Regions from separate parts of the Homo sapiens genome. Here region 1 is linked to region 2. Evidence: chromatin loops called from intact Hi-C (ENCODE). Cell type or tissue: HCT116. All regions are shown on one strand. Each heading gives the region's core, and the rest is flanking DNA. Links, peaks and the distances in the headings are about the cores only. Region 1 overlaps LOC107987126 (a long non-coding RNA gene). Region 2 holds the start of WDR38 (WD repeat domain 38).

Region 1 (2,898 bases), core at 190-2,689, 79 kb after region 2:
GTCTTTCTTGTTGGTGTGTTTGTTTCCTTGTGTTGGAGCATGACTTCCTAGGGCACATTCTTAGTTTCTCCCCATGAACATTGAACTCAGTGGTTCTCAAAGTGTGGTCCTTGGTCTCAGCCTCCGCATCATCGGATAACTTGTTAAAAATGCAAACTCTCCCAGCCTGGGCAACATGGTGAAAACTCGCCTCTACTAAAAATACAAAAATTAGGCTGATGTGGTGGTGCATGCCTATAATCCCAGCTACTCGGGAGGCTGGGGCAGGAGAATCGCTTGTGAACCCGGGAGGCAGAGGTTGCAGTGAGCCGAGATGGCACCACTGCACTCCAGCCTGGGCAAGAGTGACACTCTGTCTCAAAAACAAACAAACAAACCCAAAAAACAAAACTTAGCTGGGCGTGGTGGCACATGCCTGTAGTCCCAGCTACTTGGGAGGCTGAGGCACAAAAATCACTTGAACCCAGGAGGCAGAGGCTGTAGTGAGCCAAGATCGTGACACTGTACTCCAGCCTGGGTGACAGAGCGAGACCTTCTCAAAGAAAAAAAAAAGAAAAAGAAATGCAAATTCTTAGGCCCCACTACAGACTCACAAAATCAGAAACTCTGGGCATGGAGTCCAGCAATCTGTGTTTTAACACACCCTCCAGGGCTCCAGGGGGCTTAGGGTTTGAGAACCACTGACCTGGCACAAGGTACGGTGCTCTACAACTCTCAGCTGAATTAAAGAACCCTGTGCAAAGCACACACTGAGTACAAATAAGCTGCTGCTGCTTCTTTTTTTTTTTTTTTTTCTTGAGACAGAGTCTTGCACTGTCGCCCGGGCTGGAGTGCAGTGGCGCAATCTCGGCTCACTGCAATGTCCGCCTCCCGGCTTCAAGCAATTCTCCTGCCTCAGCCTCCCAAGTAGCTGGGATTACAGGTGCCTGCCGCCACGCCCAGCTAATTTTTTGTATTTTTAGTAGAGACAGGGTTTCACTATGTTGGCCAAGCTGGTCTCAAACTCCTGACCTCGTGACCCGCCCACCTCGGCCTCCCAAAGTGCTGGGATTACAGGCATGAGCCACTGTGCCCATCCACAAATAAGCTTCTTCTATAACTAGAGATCCCCTGGGAGGCATCAAAACCGGGGCTAGATTAGTGTAAAAAGTAAATATCGTGTATGTTCTTATGGACATAGACTATCTGAAAAACAATGCAAAAAGTCAGCACGGTGGTTCTAAGGAGATCCAGGGAGTAAGAACTTTCATTGCATCCTGTGGGTTTTGTAATGTGTGTGTCCTATGTATTCAAAAACGGGACAGAGCGTACTTAAAAGAAATCGAAGCCGGCAGGGGGGATTCCCTCCCCAAGCCCTTTCTTGATGAACTGCGGCCTTGCTCTGACTCTAGGCAGGACAAGGAAGAGCAAGGCTGCCGTCACTAGAGGAACTCTGCCCCCTGCTGGCTGTTCCCCCACATGACCTGATAATCTCTGGCTGCCTCCTCTTTACCCTTCTCTCTCTCAGTGGGCTCTGGTCACCACAGATTCTCCCAGCTCCTCAAATGGGCCAAGCCGTGATCTGGCTGGCCTTGGGACCTTGGCACATGCTGTTCCTTCCACCTGAAAGCCTTCCTCTCCACCTAGTCTCACTTCTAGTCATCCCTCCCGATTGAGATCAGTCAATCTGACCCGCCTCGGCCTCCCAAAGTGCTAGGATTACAGGTGTGAGCCACCATGTCCGGCCATGCCTGCCTTGTTCTTAGCTGTATCCCAGTCTGGTCCCGTCTGTCTGCTGCCTCTGGCCTCAGAACCACAGCCCCCTAAGATCCCTCCTTACCCTTAGACACATTCCTTTCCAGATCTTTTGAGTCCTGCAGGTGGTAGCAGAGTCTTTTTCATCTTTCTGAACCTGTCCCCACATTTCTAAACTGGGGGAGAAAGTATTGATTTCTTAGGATTGTTGGAAGAAATGTAGAGAGATTAGATAAAAGGCCCCATAGTAGGTGCTGGACTCATAGTGAGTGCTTAGTTCATTGGGCTGTCAATGCTTAGGACAGTGGCTGGGGTCTCTAGCACAGTCATTTCCCTTGTTTTTCTCAGTCTTGTGGTATTTGACTCCTCCCAGAAGCACTTTCAGAAGACATGCATCTGAGATTTAGAACCACTCTTTAAATAACATTAGTAAGAGGTTCCATTTATTAGGCCAGACCTTTAATTGCTTTGCAAGCATCGTTTAATTCTCATAGCATTCCTGCTAGGTAGCAACTATCATTATTACCCATCCCCTTAGAAGACAGGAAATAGAGGCTCAGAAGTCACTCACCTAAGGTTAGCTGTTTTTATCCATTCTTTCACCCAGTCAGCAATTATTGAGAGCCTACTATGTGCCAGATCTGTACTCAGCAGTTGGGGTTATGAGTGAGAATAAAGGGATGTGACTAGTCAGGGAGGTGTGGGAAGGTTTATGGAAGGAAGGGACAACAGAGCTGTAGTCTGAAGGACTGGAGGAGTTGTTTCCAGGGGCTGAGCATTTGGCTGAACTCTTCTGCCCATCTAAAGAGGGTTGACTTAGAATCTTCATCAACTACCAAAACTCCAGGGCTGCACGTTTCTGCAGTGCCACTTAGGCTCTGATGGCATCTCCAGGGACAGAGAACTCACTACCACCAGAACCTGTGACAAAAAGGTAGATTCCTGAGAAAGGCCAGATGGTCCTGACTTTTTTTTTCTTTCTTTTTTTTTTTGAGACGGAGTTTTGCTCTTGTTGCCCAGGCTGGAGTGCAATTGCGCCATCTCGGCTTACCGCAGTCTCCGCCTCCTGGGTTCAAACGATTCTCCTGCCCCAGCCTCCTGAGTAGCTGGGATTACTGGCATGCGCCACCACGCCTGGCTAATTTTGTATTTTTAGTAGAGACG
Region 2 (2,898 bases), core at 103-2,602:
GTCCAGCCTGGGTGACAGAGAGCGACTCTGTCACACACAAAAAAGGATGCAACAGTAAGTATTACTGTGTTACATTACAGTTGTTTTTGTATGTATGTGTGTGTGTGTGTGTGTTTTTAAAGAAGGCTGAGTCCAGGCCTGTTAGAGTCTAAGCCCCAGCACCCAGATATCTCGTCCCATCTCCCAACCTGCCCAGCCCTGCCTTGCACCCGTGCCCAGCTCATCGGAGGTCACTGCAGTCAGCTCTGCAGCATGCCAGACCCTTGTGCCTCGGTCTTCCCGGCCAGGTGTGGGAGCCCCACCTGTGTGGCCACCCAGCCTCCACAGCAGCTGCCCACTCCGGGTCTCCCAGCCATACACGCAGCCATCTTCTGAGCCTGTGAGCAGCATCTGGCCATCAGGGGAGAAGGCAGAAGAGTTGACCTAGAAACAGCACAAAAGCGGTCCCATTCTGGGGAAGAAACCCCTGTCCGCTCATCTCTGACCCCTAAACACTGCCCCCCAAGAGCCTGGGGTTGGAGCTTGACTTCAAGCCTCACTCCACCACCAGAGCCCAGAACCCGGGACCCACTGGGCCCTCTCTCGAGTCCCGTAAAGCCAGAGCCTGCAGTTGGAGGCAAGAGCCTTCTCTGGAACCAGAGCCTGGAACCCCAGAGCTAAGAGCCCATTCCAGAGCCGCAGCTGACAACGGAGAGTCCAGAATCTACTCTAAGTTCTGAGTTCACTTTAGAGCCAGGGCCCCAGAAAACACCAGAGTCAGCAGGGAGCTTTGTGCCCCTCTCGAGGCAGAGCCCAGAGCCCGGGGCTCTTTTTACAGGCAGAGCTTAGAACCTAGAGCTGCTCTGGAGCTGGGGCCCGGCACTGGAGCTGAGAACCTACTTCGATCCTTCTTGGGTTAGCAAAGTCTACTCTGGACTCAATGTCCTGAGCCACTGCCCAGAGAACATTCTGGAACCCCCACTACACAGAACCAGGAACCACTCTGCATCCAAAGCCGGGAGTCTGGGCAGAGCCCGCTGGACCTCACCTCCCCGCCGTGCTGGCCGAAGAATTTCACTCTCCGCACGGCCAGCGTGGCCGGGACCCCGCTGTTCATGGGCACCCGGCCCCGCCCCGCCCCGGCGGGCTCCCTCCTAGGCGGCCGCGGGACCCCAGGACTGGGCAGAGGAAAGAGGAAACTGTGTACAGGCGGTCTCCATGGTAATCGGGGCGGGGCGTGCGGCCATGGTGGGGTCCCTGCGAAGCCACGAGGACTGACAGGCAGGCCAGACCGCTTGCAGTTCGGCGGAGGTGGAGCCGCAGCAGGCGGGACCGCGGCGGGCTGGGAGAAGGGACTTCCCGCGCCAGCGGCTGCGCGTCCACTCTAGGGCAGCTCTCGCGCGGGGCAACACGGCAGGCAGAGCGGCCACTAGAGGGCGCGCCAGCCACACGCACCGCGCGGCCCAGAGCCCGGCCCCGCGCCCTGCGGACTGCGAACTGCAAGGGGTCCCTGCACCTCTTTGATACAGGGGAGCAACGAGCCTGTCTCCCCATCTGCACAACCGGGAGCATCAGCCCTGCCCCACAGGACTCCAGGGGTGAGCCAAGCACAGGGCCTGGCACACGGTAGATGCCCAAGAGGGCCCCCTCAGGAGCCAATACCCCTTCCGTCCAGGAGTGGCCAGTACTGAGGTTAAGGATGTCCCAGGAGAGCGCTGGGGACAGTAGCCAGCTCTGTCCTCCAGGGCGTGGAAGCCAGAGGTAGTGTGTGTAAAGTACATGGCATTAAAAGTGGGGTCACGTTGCTGTTAACATTCCTGGCAGCACAAAATGTGCCATCTGAGGATGGGGTGGAGGCTGGGGCTGGGGGGCAGTTGCCCAGGAGCTGCCAGGATCCTTACCGGATAGCGCAATCTGAAGCTTGGAACGAGCAGGACTTGGTTTCATTGTTAATTTACAGGTGAAGAAACTCACCCGGAGAGCTGGGAGGACTTGCTCAGAGCCACTCAGCCAGTAGGAGTGGAACTGGGATTTCAGCCCATGGCTGTCTGACTCTGGGTGTCTGTACTGGGACCACCTGCCATGAACTCCAGGGACCTCTCAGCAGATGTTGAGGTCCGCAACTCCTGGTACATCTGGGAAACTGAGGTCCGAAGGGGGCAGGACTTGGCCCAGCCATCTAGCCGGTGCTTCCATGGCAGAGCTGGGGCAGGACCCAGTCTCCCCACTCCCACAGCAGGACAGGGAGGGAACAGAGGACCCCCCACCTGCCCCGCCCATGGATTCTAGGCTCCCTGGGGGCAGGGGTGGAGCAGCTGGGCTTTGGGAGCTTCAAACTCAAGAGTTCCCAGCGGCGACTCACACCCTCCCCCCCTAAACCTCTTTGCCAGAAACTTCTCAGGAGATCCGCTGTGCTCCTGCTATTTTAAGTCCCAGACAGTCAGGCGGGTGAGGGAGCGACAATGACAGCTTTGAGGCAGTCCCACTCCATCCCAGATCCCAGAGGGCCTAGGTCACTGTGGGACCCTTCTGAGCTGGGCCTATAAAGCTGTCCCCCCACACCCAGATGTGGCTCCCAGACACAGCTCCCCAGAGCTACTATTCCCTGGCCCTCTGGCTCTCCTGCTCAGGCACCCCCCCAACCCATGCCCCGGCCCTGGGCACATTGTCTAGCCACTTGGTTGCTCCTGCTCTATCCAGAGGGCCCAGAGCCACCTTCCCCAGCCCAGCCCTTCACTCCCAGAACCCTCAGGGTAGACCTTGTCCACCAGGCCCAGTGACTGCTTGGCCGAAGGGGTGGAGCTGGGGTCGAAACCCGTGGGCTTGGCTCAGGCATCTGTAGGTGGAACCACCAACGTGAATGCCAGGGTCCGGAGGATCATCTCCGCGGATGAAGTGGTGGAGAAGTTTCTGCCAGTT

Evidence for each region. A loop is a pair of places that touch in the nucleus more often than their neighbours do. Peaks named below come from ENCODE experiments on the same cell type or tissue, not always from the same donor. Only the 100,000 strongest peaks of a DNase experiment are listed, where the experiment ranks them.
Region 1: a loop joins it to region 2, with 12 times the contacts of the local background. A loop is called at or near these places in 110 of 110 quality-filtered maps.

What each region holds. Positions count from the first base shown.
Region 1 is chr9:124,773,116-124,776,013 of GRCh38, reverse strand. It overlaps LOC107987126 (a long non-coding RNA gene), which reads right to left. Exons shown (of 2, transcript XR_001746926.3): 2 at 2,177-2,898. Among named protein-coding and RNA genes, the nearest start is that of OLFML2A, 2.6 kb to the left of the region's middle. In HCT116, for the core only: a CTCF peak has its summit at 1,455 (motif pointing left); a DNase peak (open chromatin) is centred at 1,413.
Region 2 is chr9:124,851,730-124,854,627 of GRCh38, reverse strand. WDR38 (WD repeat domain 38) reads right to left here and starts at 1,168. Exons shown (of 9, transcript NM_001045476.3): 1 at 1,028-1,168; 2 at 303-423. The coding sequence starts at 1,096. RefSeq lists a silencer at 1,067-1,116. In HCT116, for the core only: CTCF peaks have their summits at 1,300 and 1,501; DNase peaks (open chromatin) are centred at 1,377 and 1,667; H3K4me3 peaks cover 812 bases; H3K27ac peaks cover 737 bases.